Linked DNA regions of Homo sapiens: regions 1 and 3 are each linked to region 2. The links are chromatin contacts, found by Hi-C or POLR2A ChIA-PET in ENCODE. All regions are on one chromosome and are shown on one strand. The core of a region is the stretch at or near the end of the contact, and the rest is flanking DNA. Distances in the headings are between cores, read along the strand shown. Region 1 holds the start of ARSG (arylsulfatase G). Region 2 has its middle 150 kb from the start of LINC01482. Region 3 overlaps ABCA10 (ATP binding cassette subfamily A member 10).

Region 1 (2,846 bases), core at 316-2,815, 480 kb before region 2:
AGGGGTTTCTATTATATCATCTGGCCGGATGTATTGTTGACCCCAAAAATGCCACATAACGGTGCTTGGGACATGGGGAGATGCATGGTTTAGAGATTTCAGCATAAGCACTTGGCATCTTTTTTACAAGCAAGACACCTATCTTACCATGATTTGCAAAAACAATCAGATCACTGAGAAATCTCATTCCCGGGGTAGAAACCATCTCCTGCGAGAAGGAGCTGGCACGGAGTGTCTAACCGTGCAAACAAAACCGGCTTCCAGGTTGACAAGTTGTAATTGCTCTTCCCCAGTTGGCTCCGGGGAGCTTTTTCTAAGACTGACGCCCCCCATGTTTGGTGACATTTTATATACGCCACCTAACAAACTTCTATGACCTGTCTTGCTAGGGTGGGGGGAATAAAAAGAAAAGACGACAACAACCTAGAAGGAAATAACCCATTTCCTCTGCAAAACCATCTTCCCTTGCTACGGAACTGCTTGGCGACACCAGCGCTTTCCTGCGGTTGGCAGCCCGGGAACCTTGAAGTTGCGCGGGACCGGCCGTCAGCCGCTGACAGTTCTGACAGTCCAGGTGGAGGACCCGCGCTCTGCCGGGAAATCCCCGGCTTCCCGCTGGGGACAAACGGTGGCCGCCGCAGGGAGTGCTGTGTTTGGGGGTCGGGGGAGGCAGGGAGCCCCACTTTCCCTCGCGCTGCCTCAGTGCCCGGCCTGCGTGCGCGCGCCAGCCTGGGGTAGGAAGGTACCTCTGACATTTCGCTCCTGCGACGCGCAGGCAACTTCATGCGGAAAATCCGCGGAGGGGCTGAGCCTGGAGCCCCCGACTCTTCCGACGTCCCGGAGCCCCCAACCCGGGGCAGGGGGCACTCAAAGGCCAGGCGTGCCTTTAGGTATCTTCCGGGACCCAACTGTACCAGGGTCACGGACATTCAACTCTCAGCTACCCACACCGGCGCGAGCGCGTCATCCCGGTGGCCCTGGGCATTCCTAACTGTCAGAGCGAATATTTTTGGGAATAACCTCTCCAAAATGTGAAGATGTTCAGTGGTCTCCTCCGCCTCCCATCACAAAAAAAGGCCCCAACACATATTTTTTAAAAAACAACCCACATCCCACAATCAAACTTTTAAACATGTAAAATAATAAACCAACTCACCAAGTTAGAAGGGAAGAGAATAAACCCCCAAAGGCTCCCAATAAGGCGGAGGCTTGGCCTCCCCCTCCTTATAAGCCGCTCGGTAACATGAGAAAAGGATTAACCCCTTAGGGGGCGGGCCCGACTCTAGCGCAAGTTGGCTCGGGCTGGTGAGGCCCGAGCGCCCGGGCCCTCCACCCACTCCCGCGACTCGGGCACCCGAGCCACACCCTCCCCCCGCCCCCCACCCCGGCCGCCTGCGACCCGGGCCGTGCGTGCTGCCGCCCGCGCCCCGGCCCCGCGTCGCTGCCTAGCTCTTATCCTATACCGGCTGCAGCCGGTCTCCGCCGGCCTCGGGGGCGCGCCGCCGCCGACCATGTGCTGCGAGCGCTGAGCGCAGCCAAGGAGGGGGCCTGCCTGGCGCGCGCGCGCCGTCCCACGTGGACCTGAGCCGCGCCGGTCGCGCGCCCGCCAGCCTGCCGCCTGGGCTGGGGGTCACGAAAGGTAACCGCGTCGCGGTCCGGGGCCGGGCCGCCCCCGCCAGCGCCGCCGGGGTCCTTGGCACAACGCCCCGATCTCCCAACCCGGGTGCGCCTCTGCGCGCGTGACCCGCCCAGACCCCGGAGCTTTGCTGCAACGCTAGTAGGAGCGCGAGCGTGCAGGGTGTTGGGGGTGCCTGCATCCTGTCTCGGAGCACCTCGGCCAGGCGCGAGCGCGCGGGTCCCCGTCCCCACCCCCGGGCGCCTTCCCGGCGCGCCCACCGCCCAGTCCCGCCCGCGCCCTGAGGATTTAGGGATTTAGCGGCGAGGGGGAACACGCGCGCGCCGGGGCTGATCCCGCGCGGCGCTCGCGGCTGCGGCGGCTTCGCGCCCGCCCCGGGCAGAACAGGTTCCTTCCAGTTTGGGTGTGAGCTGCGCGCGCGGCGCCTGAGTTCCTCCTGCAGCGCCCACTTCCCCCAGTTTCGTCAACTCGCGCACCCCCACAGTTCCCCTTCCGGCAGTGGGGAGGGAGTGTCGCAGTGGGCCCCAGGGAGCGAGCGGCCGGGCCGCTGCGGGTGCCTTGCTTCCCCCACTTTGCTGCACCGGCAGCAGCGGCAGCAACAGCATCCGCGTTGCGCGAAAGGAATGTGAGCAGCCGGGCTGAGTCAGCATCCCCGGCCCGGGGCGCGCGCGCACCCTCCAGGCAGTGGCGGCGTCGGCACAGGTGCATGGCTCCCATACCCGCGGGGAGCCCTCTGTAAGGGACCTGGAGGTTTAGACAGTCCGTGCCCCTCATCCCGTAGTCCCCGACCCCAAGGTCACCGTGAACTAAGCGGATGATGCACGCGAAATCTCAGGAGCTCCTCATGGGGACAAAGCATGTGTCAGATCCTAGACATTTCAGAGCCTGCGGGGGCGCAAACTTAGCTTCTTGGTCTCTACCTCACATCCCGAGGGCAAATTTGGAAACTGCTCGGAAGCAAAGGCCATGTTATTTGCATTCGTATGCAGACTTTGGCGCCGGCTGCTGCCTTCATTGGGGTTCGGAGAATGTGGTTCTGATGTCAGAAACTCAAGAGAGCCTAGTTTGGGAGTGCATGCACGGAGGGTCGCCACCGGGAGGAGTCGGCGATCTGAATTTTAATAAAAATCCTTCCTTGCTCGCTGAGTTCTCTCACCATTTTGGGATAGGCTCTCCTGAGTTAAATGCCATCCTTTGCCGTTGACAAGTT
Region 2 (2,896 bases), core at 202-2,701:
CATGGGCAGAAGGGACAATGAGCACCTCCTTGGTTGCATGTAGATTTTTCCATAGCAGAGTGAAAAAAGATTGGAAAAATTTGTTCCAGCATCCTTGCATGGAAGTAAAGACTTCCCATGAAACCAAAAGTATAGTTTCTCTCTGACATCTCTTGAAATAAACACTTCTTAGTCAGAACTATCCCCCCATAGATGGCACTTTAGGTTGGGCCAAAAATGGTAGAAAGGATATGGGATCTCTGCTTCCAACAGCATTTGACAATTATTCTACTAGAAAAACACATGCACAGTATGTTGATTGCAGCACTATTTACAATAGCAAAGACTTGGAACCAACCGAAATGCCCATCAATGATAGACTGGATAAAGAGAATGTGGCACATGTACACCATAGAATATTATGCAGCCATAAAAAAGAATGAGTTCATGTCCTTTACAGGGACATGGTTGAAGCTGGAAGCCATCATCCTCAGCAAACTAACACAGAAACAGAAAACCAAATACTGCATGTCCTCACTCATAAGTGGGAGTTGAACAATGAGAACACATGGACACAGGGAGGGGAACATCACACACAGGGACCTGGCGGGGTTGGGGGGCAAGGGTAGGGAGAGAGAGCATTAGGACAAATACCCAATGCATGTGGGGCTTAAAACCTAGATGACGGGTTGATGGGTGCAACAAACCACCGTGGCACATGTATACCTATGTAACAAACCTGCACGTTCTGCATATGTATCCCAGAACTTAAAGTAAAAAAACAAAACAGAAAAACTTCTCAGGGGTTAATGATGACTTTTAGTGCATTTATAAGTATTTAAGAAAGAAGACCAATAAGAGTAGGTTTTCAGAACGTGGTGGTTAATCTACTTTTGCTTGAAGTAGAAAAATAAAGGAGAAACAAATCCTTGCAGAGGAGTTCTCTGTGGGAGATGAAGGTGAAGTAAAAGGGAAAATGTGGCCAGTTTACGATTAACTTTACTCTTGAGAGGTGAAGCAAATTGAGTTTCCCCAGGGGGATTTGCTTAACCCTTAACAAGTTTCAGCCAAAGGAAACCATTTGTGAATTCCTAGAAGATTATTTTGGCACTCTGTGGGCGGCAAGCCACCCAGGTGCCAAGGCAAGAGATCGAGGGCACAAGCTGTTCCAGTATAATAAAGAAAATGCATAGAATAAGAATAGTTATACTAGAAATAGATTATAGATATGATTATATGTGAATATCATTAATCATTAGTTTGTAGCATTACTCTTTATTCCAATATTATAATAATCTTTGCTCTACAATTATAACCTAGGAAAAACGAGGCCATAAAGAGATAGGAGCTGAAGGGACACAGTGAGAAGTGACCAGAAGACATGAGTGTGAGCCCTCTGTTACGCCCAGACAGGGCCACCAGAGGGCTCCCTGGTCTAGCGGTAATGCCAGCGCCTGGGAAGGCGCCTGTTAACTAGCGGACCTTGGTCTAGCGGTAGCGTCAGTGCCTAGGGAAGGCACCCGTTACTTAGCAGACCAGGAAAGAGAGTCTCCCTTTCCAGGGAGAGTTAGAGAAGACTCTGCTCCACCACCTCTTGTGGAGGGCCTGACATCAGTCAGGCCTGCCCACAGGCATCTGGAGGCCTAAATGTCTCCCTGTGATGCTGTGCTTTAGTGGTCACACTCCTGTTTCACTTTCATGTTCCGCCCTGTACACCTGGCTCTGCCTTCTAGACAGCAGTAGCAGAATTAGTGAAAGTACTAAAAGTCTTTGAAATGCATAGAAGAAATAATGGCATAAGCTGTCCTCTCTCTCTCTCTGCCTCTGCTGCCAAACAGGGAAGGGCCCCCTGTCCGGTGGACACGTGACTCATGTGACCTTCTCAATCACTGGAGATGACTCACACTCCTTACCCTGCCCCTTTTGCCTTGTATCTAATAAATACCAAACAGCCAGGCATTCGGGGCCACTACCGGTCTCTGCGTCTTGGTGGTAGTGGTCCCCTGGGCCCAGCTGTCTTTTCTTCCATCTCTTTGTCTTGTGTCTTTATTTCTATGATCTCTCATCTCTGCACACGAGGAGAAAAACCCACAAACACTGTAGGTCTGGTCCCTACAGCACTCAATTTTCCTCTTTCCCTAAAACCAGAAAATACAATGTCCTATGCCAGTAACCCAGAAATAAAAAGTAGTTACGTCTAGTATAGAGAATATACAAAGAGGTTCCTTGCAAGTTTAAAGTTCTAGGAAAGGCAGCAAAAAAGAAAACATGATTGATTTCTTTTTTATGATTCATGAGTATTACAACTTCTTAAGGCAGAGGAGTTTTTCTAAGATACTGCAATCCATGTTTTCTGATTTTACAGAGAAGAAATAGAAATCCAACCCTTTCTGGAAGAATAATCCTATGAGATTTAGGTGAAGACAAGATTTGTGTTAGAATCCAGCTCTTCAAATATGGCTTGGTTGATTCACTTCCTAAATGATTTATGAAGAAGCTGATTTTTCATTCCTGTTGTCATAACTACAAGCTGTGCTGTTGTTTCCTGGAACTTAGTTTTTATGGGCAAAGGCTTAGGAAAATGGTCTATAAAGGCCCTCAGCAGTTCAAGGACCTATTAGTTCAGTCTCCTCTCTGTTCTCCTGCCATAGAAAGTTGTTTTTGGTGTTGTAGAGCAATTGTGCATTGGTCTCAGTGTTGAGGCCTGTTTCTCCTGGTTCTGGGAAGTCATAATCAATAAGAATGAAAACCTCATATATCTGCTTGTTGTATTAGCAGAATTTCCTGTGATGTGTTCAGCTCCTTGAGATCTCATTAGATGTTTCTCTATATAAGTATTCCTTGGCCAATGAAGTTTGAACATTTTGAAGTTAAGCAAATTTAATCTGTTATTCCTTTACTTCCAAATTTCTCAGAT
Region 3 (2,952 bases), core at 276-2,775, 400 kb after region 2:
GTGAGGAATATAAGAGAAACTGCACAACCAATTATGCATACCACCTGCAAATAATGAGGATCAATGGCAAGATTAGAAATGGCAGGTCATAGAGGGAAAGAGGAGGGGAGATAATCAGGTCATAAAGCTGCCTAAGGCAATTTTCTTATTTTCTTGCATATTACATGCCTTTTGCTAATGACAAAACATTCATGAAAATGAATTTTCATTTTGATTCTACTATTATAATTGGCTTGTGGAAAAAATGATCACTTACCAAAACAAACATGAGTTCCCATGAAAGCTGGAATCCCAGAAATATGAAGTAGTAAATTAAATGTATTGAAAAGAGAATCAAGAAGTATAATGGAATGTCCACCAGAGCCTGTCCACACCAGTATGCTGAAGGCCAGAGGCCTGAAATCCATAACTGGGATTGAACATTTTTCTGACAAAGAATAGAAGGGATAGAGGAAGGGATCTTAGTTTGAAAAGATTTTGTGGTTATGTAAAAAAAATTGTTTAATAAATTTTAGAAATAGTATGTTATAGTGTCTGTGTGACAAAAAGCATCCTCCTAAAAATCTAGCATCTCCAATGGAAATGTGTAGTTATTGGTTCAACAGAAAAGTCTCAGCTATTTTTAAAGTTAATTTACCCATTGATACAGATTAATGAAGATGACTACACTATATATTTTTAAAGCCCAGTTTATTAAAGCGTAGTTAAATAATTGGAAACACTGTATGTCTGACATTTCATGCTATAGTTAAAAATCTAAATTCCCTTTGGAACTGTGAAATAACTGCATGGATCAAACAGTACCACATCTTCATCCCTGAAGTTTATTTAGCATGATTTCCCTTACAGCTGTGGCAATTTTATTGTGCTAAATGGTAAACTTTCTGACCTCTTTGAAATCATGTGTTTACTATAATCTATACTGATATTAGATTGTAATGTATGTGTAAAAACATTAACCAAAGTACAACTGTGTGTGTATAAAACAATAAAATTGCAATTACTACAGTCAAATAAAATCAATCTCAATCTAATTTCCTCTCTCTCCCTCTTACTTTATAATCGCTGATGCTGCTCATGCCGATAAAAGGAGAAACGCAGTTTGTGATCAACAACAAAAATATGGACCCATCTATAAAACCAAGATCCAGCACTATGTCATCCTGAAAGATGAAAACACATCAGTAAGCTGTTGCAATTGTTACAAATTATACAAACATTATAAGATACGTTTCCAGGAAATAAAGAAAAACTCTAGAAGCATTCACCTGATTTAAGAAGCAAAGAGACAAGCAAACATGTTTTGTTAACCTTAGTGGCAGGTTCCATTCCCAGGAACAGCATGATATAAAAGAAATTCAAAATCTCAATTTTATATGTATATACGGTAGTCTCCCGTTTCCACAGGGGATATATTCCAAGACTCCAAGTGGATGCCTGAAACCTGGATAGTACCAAACCCTATACATAATATGTTTTTTTAATCTGATAACTGAAATGGCTACTAAGTGACTAATGGGTAACATATACAGTGTGGACACACCAAACAAAGGGATGATTCACTTCCTGGGTGGGAAGCAGGACAGGGCAAGATTTCATCATGCTACTCAGAACAGCATGCAATTTAAAACATATGAATTATTTATTTCTGGAATTTTCCGTTTAATATTTTAGAACTACAGTTGACCAAAGGTAACTGAAACATCAGAAAGCAAAATCACTGTGAAGGGGGACTATTGTACTTAGAGGGCATGAGCAGTTTCTCTTTTACATTTACATCTGATATTTTAGGGAGCTACAGTTATCATATCTGAAGCACTGAGTTAAGTTGTCATTTGTTCCAGTTCCCTATTTCCAAGTTGGCCTCTAATAGTGATTGTTGTGAAGCTGGACTTATGCTTAGGCATTATGCCTAACTACGTGCAAGATACAATTAGAAGAGAGCAAATCTTCCCTGCCTACATAATTTGACTTCTAAAATTGTTTAAATTAAACAATTGTCAAGGCATTGAGGGGTCTTTAAGTTTTTTTCAAGACACTGTAATTTATTATTATTATGACAAAAAAAATCTAAAGAAAAGGAGTGCAGAAAAGGTAAGTTTTTGTCATAAATGCAGGTGCAGGTGGAAGGGCAAAAAAGAAGCAATGAAAAGGTTGTTCTAAGAGTATTAGTAAAGATGTGGGAAGAACCAGATTACCAGGGGCTAAATAAATGCACAATCATCAGTGTAAGGGAAGGGTAACACTTATGACTCCATATCCCTGCTTCCCAGTATCACCCCTGGGAAAGGATATTACCCATGTTGTTGATCCTGTTGCTTAATATTAAATGGGCCAATGTCATTGGTTGATGCACATATCTGTTTTCCTCTCTAAGAATCGGACAAGACTTCATCATGCTACTCAGAACAGTGTGCAATTTAAAACTGATAAATTATTTCTAGAATTTTCTATTTAATATTTTTCAACCATGGTTGACCAAGGGTAACTGAAACCGCAGAAAGCAAAATCATAGATAAAGGGGGACTACTGTACTTAGAGTGTACAAGCAGTTTGGGTCCAACTAAAGAGATACCTTTTTTCTCCTTTATATCCTGCACTCTCTACTTGGGTGTACTGCTTAATTTTGCTACCCTAAATCTCTGCTTTTCTTTGCTCCCCCATCTCTCTTCTGCATATCCTCAACTTCATCCTAATGATTCCCAAAGTATGCATTATCTCCATCTACTTCTCTGGGTTCCTTGCTTTTAAAATATTCTACAGAAAGTATCTACTTGGGTATACTCTGCTTTATCTAATATACTAAGTCAAAAACTAATACTAGCATCTCCTCCAAATAAACTTTCCTTTTCAACTTCCCCATTTCTATCAGTAGTTTTGTGACTGTTTCAATTTCCTAAGCTACAAAATTGTCTTCTTACATGCATACCTCTTTTTTATACTTCTTTCAAT

What was found. A loop is a pair of places that touch in the nucleus more often than their neighbours do. ChIA-PET counts read pairs that join two places held with the same protein, here RNA polymerase II (POLR2A). Pooled maps may share reads with other maps.
Region 1: a loop to region 2 is called in a pooled map, with 4 times the contacts of the local background. The contact joins the promoter of ARSG here to the enhancer-like site in region 2. A Hi-C loop is called at or near these places in 2 of 37 single-sample maps with no recorded cell type and 3 of 50 pooled maps. POLR2A ChIA-PET finds 5 or more read pairs at or near these places in 2 of 52 experiments (WTC11 and activated CD8-positive, alpha-beta memory T cell).
Region 3: a map with no recorded cell type shows a loop between it and region 2 (3-fold over the local background). The contact joins two enhancer-like sites. A Hi-C loop is called at or near these places in 1 of 168 maps with a recorded cell type or tissue (PC-3), 2 of 37 single-sample maps with no recorded cell type and 2 of 50 pooled maps.

What each region holds. Positions count from the first base shown.
Region 1 is chr17:68,289,930-68,292,775 of GRCh38, forward strand. It overlaps ARSG (arylsulfatase G), which reads left to right and starts at 1,566. Exons shown (of 12, transcript NM_001267727.2): 1 at 1,566-1,639. It overlaps SLC16A6 (solute carrier family 16 member 6), which reads right to left and starts at 1,198. Exons shown (of 6, transcript NM_004694.5): 1 at 1,157-1,198. RefSeq lists silencers at 1,334-2,023, 1,390-1,564 and an enhancer at 2,424-2,653.
Region 2 is chr17:68,773,025-68,775,920 of GRCh38, forward strand. No RefSeq gene overlaps it. Among named protein-coding and RNA genes, the nearest start is that of LINC01482, 150 kb to the left of the region's middle. RefSeq lists an enhancer at 1,505-1,874. Within about 2 kb of position 1,452, at least 11 of the 41 ENCODE cell types and tissues checked have a DNase peak (open chromatin) inside an H3K27ac peak, as active enhancers do.
Region 3 is chr17:69,174,351-69,177,302 of GRCh38, forward strand. ABCA10 (ATP binding cassette subfamily A member 10) reads right to left here. Exons shown (of 39, transcript NM_001377321.1): 23 at 1,056-1,163; 24 at 257-427; 25 at 1-44. Among named protein-coding and RNA genes, the nearest start is that of ABCA6, 34 kb to the left of the region's middle. Within about 2 kb of position 1,526, at least 6 of the 41 ENCODE cell types and tissues checked have a DNase peak (open chromatin) inside an H3K27ac peak, as active enhancers do.